Linked DNA regions of Homo sapiens: region 2 is linked to region 1. Evidence: chromatin contacts called from ENCODE Hi-C or POLR2A ChIA-PET data. All regions are on one chromosome and are shown on one strand. The core of a region is the stretch at or near the end of the contact, and the rest is flanking DNA. Distances in the headings are between cores, read along the strand shown.

Region 1 (3,315 bases), core at 543-3,042:
ATGTATGATGGTTACGGATGCACAATAATTTGAATGAACTTATTACTCTCCCTCCAAAAAGTAAATTACTAATGGTAAATTCAGGATGGGAAGGGGATAGGATGCGGAGAGACACTGGACCAGAGAGGTTTGAAGGTCTTAAAAGGAAACTATTATCTCCTTTATTACACTACATATCCGTTATTCTTAATATCTCACAAATACTTTAAATTTTATATCAACTTACTAGTCAATACTTTTTTTTAAGGAAAAAAGTCCATGATGAAGGAGTACAAATTATTGTTATCAAATCTTGAGCTTTGACTCTTTTTTGTTACTTGTGACCAAATGGCAGGCGTGCACTTCTGTAATAGAGCGATGAGCTGAATTAACTTGCTTGTGTCATGAAATACCATTTTTACGGGAAAGAACAACTGACAAACTAGGGTTATTTAAACCTGTATTGCCGGACACTTCCTTGAAACTGAACAAAGTGAGTCTGTCACTTTGAGGAAAACAATTGACAATATTTTGCTCCCAATGATAAAAAGCAAGCTTTCAACCGAAAATGAGAATTTTGGAAAACTTGTAAACACCACCTTGTATCTGACGGCTTTTAACATAAAGACTTTCCTAATGAAATCAATAGCGATGGTAACGAATGTTATTCGGCGCTATTAATGAAATGCGTCAGCTTGAGATCTGCCAAACTCAGTGAGCCAATATCTTCCAAACGACAAATATATGGTGTTACAATGGGTAACAGCTGCATTCAAACTGCAAGACAGACCAAGGAATTTTAACGTAACTGTGTGCAAAGGCCACTGACAGGAGCTTTAGCTGCATTCAAACTGCAAGACAGACCAAGGAATTTTAACGAAACTGTGTGAAAAGTCCGCTGACAGTAGCTTCAGATTCCACGTCCAAACCAGCCTTTGAGAAACTTCCACTTACGTAGTTTTGGTGTAGTAATAAAGAATACCCATAATTATCTGAAACAGCTATTAAGACAGTACTCACTTTTCCAACTACACATCTGTGTAAGATCAGATTTTCTTCATATAAAAACATACCGCAACAGACTGAACTGCAAAGGAGATGGGAGAACGTAGTTGTCTCTACTAAGTCAGACAACTCAAGAGATTCGCAAACTGTAAAGGACGCCAGTCGTCCCACGAACTCTTTTGTTTTAGCAAAACCCTATGTTGCATAAAAATGTGGTATGTACGTTAACATACCACGGATTTATTCAATGAGTTAATAGTAACTTCAGTGTCTCGGTTTTCCTTTCTAGTACAGTCTATGGAGATAGCCACCATTCCAGGTCCTCTAGTCCCAAGAGGGGTCCTGAGACCAAGACGTCTGCGACCCGCTGATCCCTACTGCTAGAAGATAAATGATTAGCTCGGCAAATACTGATTTGTCTTATGGAACTCTCGGAGCAGCGGGGCGGCGTCAGCGCCTGTGCCACCGCGGACACCCGGGAGTGAACAGCAGCCGTCTCCTCCGCGGGCCCGGACGCAGCCACGCCGCCACCCGAGCGCTGGGGGTCGGGGCTCCGGCCGACCGGGGGAGGCCGCGGGGAAAGCCCGGCCGCCCGCCCGCGCCAGGCCCGGCCCGGCCCGGCCCGAAGGCCCGCCGGGAGCTGCGGGGCGGACGTGGCGGGGGCCGCGCGGTGCGGCCCGTACCTGTGGGTCATCCCGGCCGCCACGCCCAGCATCTCTCCGCTTTCGGCCGCCGCCGTCTCTCAGCCCCTCGTCTCCCGGCGCCGCTCCAGCCGCGTCCTAGTCCCTCGCCGCCGCGGCCGGCTACTGGCGGGCCCGGAGCAGGAAGGGGAGGAAGGCCAGGGGCCGGCCGCGCGGGGGCGCGGGAGGGGGGGGAAGGCGAGGCGGGCCGCGCGGGAAGGCGGGGGAGGGGCGGGAGCGGCTGGGCAAGGAGGGGCGGGGACTGGCGGGGCGGGCGCCGAAGGGCGCGGACTGGAGAGGTAGGCGCGGGGGGGCGGGGCGTTGCGGGGCGGGGCGCGCATCAGACCCCGCCCCAACCCGTGGCTCGGGCCCGCCCCCATTTCAGCACCCCAGGCTAGTCTGGGAGGCTGGCGCAAACGCAGCGGGTGGCTGGGGTAGGGGCTCATTGGGAGCCCACGGAGCGCGGCGGCGGCTCGGGGGCCGAGTTCCCTACAACAAGGATGGCGGTGACGGGCGCAGGGAGCGGGGCCCGGCTCTCCTTGCCTCGAGGCTCCTCTGATTCCACTCGCGTGGCTGCGCGGCCCTGGCAGCGGCCTTCGTCCCGGGGGTGGGAGCTACACAGGGTTCCGCCCCGTCCTGGCGAGGACGCCTGAGGGGGCTCTGTGGTAAGGCTCTGTCGGGCAGGCCGGGCTTCCGGGAGGACCTGGTCTGGATCGGTCACCGCTGGGTGCCTGAGCTCCGCATGGAGCCTGCAGCCTTTGTTTAACTTGTGAGTTAAGAAAAGTTAACCTTTCTTGGAGAGTTTCCAGTCTTGCCTCTGCATCCTGTTCTTCCTTGCTAGCTCTCATTTTCTTCACCCATTCCGTCTATCAAAACCTGAAATTTTGGGGCCGGCGCAGTGGCTCACGCCTGTAATCCCAGCACTTTGGGAGGCTGAGGCAGGCGGATCACCTGAGGTCAGGAGTTCGAGACCAGCCTGACCAACATGGAGAAACCCCGTCTCTACTAAAAATACAAAATTAGCCGGGCGTGGTGGTGGCACATGCCTGTAATCCCAGCTACTCGAGAGGCTGAGGCAGGAGAATCGCTTGAACTTGGGAGGCGGAGCTTGTGGTGAGCTGGGAGATCGCGCCACTGCACTCCAGCCTAGGTAACAGGCTCCGTCCCAAAAAAAAAAAAAAAAAAAAGTGAAATCTCCAAAGGATTTAATAGATTTAATAGATAAGACAAGTTATTCATCCTGGGCATAAATGATCTCTCTCAGGATACCTGATTCTGTAACTATAGCTACTCTCTAGTAATAGAATGAAAACTTTGGTCTCCTGCCAGTCGAGGCATGTCGGAGGAAAACACTGGATCTATTTGATGTCCTCACATGAAAGTAAATTCCAAACAAAGCAAATAGTTAAATGTTCAAAAAACAAAAAAAAAAAAAAAAAAAAAGAGAGAGGTTATGAAAATACCAGAAGAAAACAAGGGAAAAAAACAAAAGTAAGGTTGGAGTGGTGAGAGACTTTTCAAAGAGCATATAAACCATAAAATTAAAAATTGATAAATGTAGGCCGGGCACGGTGACTCACGCGTGTAATCCCAGCACTTGGAGAGGCTGAGGTGAGTGGATCACCTGAGGTCAGGAGTTTGAGACCAGCCT
Region 2 (3,480 bases), core at 572-3,071, 680 kb before region 1:
TGTGTATTCTTATAACAGTTTTATAATTTTAGCTCTTATGTTGAGATCTTTAACCCATTTTGAGTTAATTTTCTAGACCATGTTAGATAAAGGTCTGACTTCATTGTTTTGCATAAGAATATCCAGTTTTCCCAGCACCATTTGTTAAAAAGGCTGCCCATTCCTCATTGACTGATCTTGGCTTCTTTGTTGAAAAACCAATGGACCATACATGTGACAGTTTGTTTCTGGGATCTCTGTTGTATTCCATTGGTTTATATATCTATCCCTTATGCTAATAACATAGTTTTGATTACTATTGCTTATAGTACATTTTGAAATCAGGAAGTGTGAGTCTTCCAACTTTGCTCCTCCTTTTCAAGATTGTTTTGGTTATTTGGGGTCCCTTGAGATTCCATATAAATTTTAGAGTGCTTTTTTACTATTTCTCTAAAAAACGCCATTGGGGTTTTGATAGAGATTGCCCTGAATCTGTAGATCACTTTGAGTAGTAGTGTCATCTCAACAATATTAAGTCTTCCAATCCATGAACAAGAGATGCATTTCCACTTATTTGTATCAAAAACATGTTGTAGTTTTCAGTGTGCCAATCTTTCACCTCTTTGGTCAAGTTTATTCCCAAGTATTTTATTCTTTTTGATGAGATTGCAAATTGAATTTTTTATTTCCTTTTCGGATTGTTCAAGTCTATAGAAATACAACTGAACTGTGAGCTTTAATTTTATATTTTGCAACTTTGCCGAATTCATTTACTAGCTCTGAAAACTCTGAGAACTCCTTAGAGTTTTCTATGCATAAGATCGTATCATCTGCAAACAGAGATAATTTTACTTTTTTTTTTCCAATTTGGAAGCCAATAATTTATTTTCCTTCCCTAATTTCTCTGTCTAGAGCTTCCAATTCTATGTCGGATAAAAATGGCTGTTCTTCCTCCTTTTGCAATACTAAAATGTTCCTTGTTTTATTAAGTGATGGTGAAAATTTTTTAACATTTTACTTGGCAAATTAAAGAAGTAGAAACCTTATGTAATTACACAAAATGTTTTGGAAATAATACTGAGCCCCCCAAAAAAGTGCTGAGCAAAAACGGTAGTCTGAGAACAACTCAAATACATTCTCTCATGGAAGCTCCCAAGTTCAGGATCCTCCCATGCTCCAGGCGGTAGCCCCTCTATCCTCATTGTGAATGGGGTGTGAGCGAGAGAGGTGGAACTCCACAAAGCCAGTCATGTGCAATGCCAGTTGATGGAAAGTTGGGAACCATCCAAATTAAGGTCAGCTAAATGAGGACTGAGCCCCCAAATGGCACTGCAGCCAAGAAAGAGAGGTCAGTGCCCATAACAGGCATAATCCCAGAACAGAAACAGTGAGGAAGAGAGACACACCCCTCTACAAGCCTGGTCCGTGCAGGGAAGGCAGGGCTCTCACCTGGTTCTTGTCTTTCTCCACCTATATATTTTTAATTGCATTGATTGTGGGTTTGTGTGTTTGTGTGTGTGTTTGATTAATCACCTCTAATGTATTTTTAGCAAGGAAGAGAAGCATTAAAGAAACAGCAAATATAGTCAGAGCCCAAGTCAGTGGCTATTTTTGTTTTCACTTAGAGAACAAAGTGCCAAAGTCCAGCCATGATGAAAGGGCAAGAAAACACCACCCTCCCTCACTCCTGCTGGCCGGCAGGGCCTGCTCCTATGCCCAAACTGTGCATTTCTGTGTTGCTTTTTGGCTGAGAGGAGAGGTGATGAGGCTGTATTTTGACCGAGAGATGAAAAGGTCTATTGTTTGATTTTGTGGTCAGAAGGCATCCGTACCACACACCCTTCCATCTGCTCTTCTATTTCTGCCTAATAAGCAGCACCACATAGGTTTGTATAGCAGAAAGGAAGTGGAAACTGAAGCTCGTTTTGTTAAGCATAACATTTTCACTCAAAGACTGTTTCTAGAACATTTCATCCAGCAACTCAGAAGCCCATATTTTGAATTGAAAGGACAATTCTGGTGAAGTAGAAGAAATCCACACCTTCCTCTAAGCCACAAAAACGGGGGCAAGAGAGCCAAGAAAGTTTCAAATAAATACTGAAATGTCTTTTTTTGTGCCATGCCACATGAAGGACCCTGATGAAAACTAAATTTTGTCACGTGCCTCAGAAACTGGTGAGGCCAGGCAGGATTTTTTTTTTTTAATAGAACAGAAAAGGAGAGGACAATGGTTTTCTGTCTCTACTCAGTTTCCAAAAACCTCTATTGACTACTCTTACCACAACACAGCACCCCTCCCCGCAGCTGTCTGCCACTTGCTTCACTTGTGGCACCTGGTTCCATCCAAGCAAACTCGAGTCCGCACACCTGTGGGAAGGCAACCGGCAGGAGCAAGGCAGAGCCCTCGAGGGAAAGGTCCTGGCTGAGCTGTCTTGCAAGGCCACCCACAGCCGGGCCAGCTCCCTTGTGCCAGGCCACAACAGAGATCCCCTGTATGGGGGAGATGGGGGCTCCCCTGCCTGGGGGAAGCTGGTGGTGTCCAGCCTGCCCAGCACCACAGCCAGGCCAGCAATCAGATGCAGGCGGGAGAAGAATGATCTATTAGTTGAGTGGCCATAGTTATTTGGTGTTAGGCAACACCCCACCCTCCCCCAAAAAGGTCTTCGGACATCTGGTCTTCTAGCCGGTGAGAGAGCTTCCTCATCTCATTCCCATCACTGGCAGGTTGTTCTCATTCTGGTGGACTGATTCTGTTTATAACACATGCAGGATGTGGTAGGTCCTGGTAGAGAAAAATCTGCCGGAAGCTCAACATTCTAAAGATACTTGAAGTCTGGGGAAGCCCGGGATGACTTCTTCCTATTACTAAGATGTGGAGTGAGTCTATTTACCAATCGTGGCCATAAACCTGGAGCTGAGACAAACCATCTGGTGAGCAGACTAAGGTCAAGATCAGGGTGATGTTCAGATGGGAATTTGACCTGTAGCCTCATTCACGATATGGTAAGTGCAGTTCCAAATACGTATCTACAAAGAGAACAACCAAGGTTCTCCAAGGACTCTGTATTTGAAAAACCATAATAAAAGATACCCAAAAGGTTCAATGGAAGACAGAATTTTATTAAAAGAGTGATTGCTCCCAGAATATTGTCTACAGAAAACAACCCCAAGTGTCCATGAGCAGACGAATGAATAAACAAGATGTGGATGACCGTACGATGGAATAGGATTTAGCCTTAAAGAGGAAGGAGATCTGACACACACTGCAGCATGAATGAGCCTAGAGGACACTGTGCTGAGTGAAATAAGCCAACACAAAAGGATAAATACTGTGTAATTCCACTTAAATCCAGCCAAATTCAAAGAAACAAAGTAGAAGAGTGGGTGCCAGGGCCTGGAGGGTGGAGGAATGGGGAGTTAAGTGTTTATGGGGACAGAATTTCGGTTTGGGAAGACGAAAAGAGTTCTGAAGATGGATGGTGGTGATGGTTTCACAACAAT

The links. Hi-C counts contacts between places; a loop is a spot of excess contacts on that map. ChIA-PET counts read pairs that join two places held with the same protein, here RNA polymerase II (POLR2A). Pooled maps may share reads with other maps.
Region 2: a pooled map shows a loop between it and region 1 (3-fold over the local background). The contact joins the enhancer-like site here to the promoter of LIMS1 in region 1. A Hi-C loop is called at or near these places in 2 of 37 single-sample maps with no recorded cell type and 5 of 50 pooled maps. POLR2A ChIA-PET finds 5 or more read pairs at or near these places in 1 of 52 experiments (GM12878).

The regions. Positions count from the first base shown.
Region 1 is chr2:108,532,947-108,536,261 of GRCh38, reverse strand. LIMS1 (LIM zinc finger domain containing 1) reads right to left here and starts at 1,792. Exons shown (of 10, transcript NM_001193483.3): 1 at 1,668-1,792. The coding sequence starts at 1,699. It overlaps GCC2-AS1 (GCC2 antisense RNA 1), which reads left to right and starts at 2,043. Exons shown (of 3, transcript NR_135290.1): 1 at 2,043-2,433. RefSeq lists silencers at 1,547-2,146, 2,635-2,929.
Region 2 is chr2:109,216,857-109,220,336 of GRCh38, reverse strand. All of the region lies in intron 1 of SH3RF3 (SH3 domain containing ring finger 3), which reads right to left. It also overlaps a transcript of RANBP2 not described here. Among named protein-coding and RNA genes, the nearest start is that of MIR4265, 77 kb to the right of the region's middle. Within about 2 kb of position 1,821, at least 6 of the 41 ENCODE cell types and tissues checked have a DNase peak (open chromatin) inside an H3K27ac peak, as active enhancers do; they include GM12878, where a contact is called at or near this core.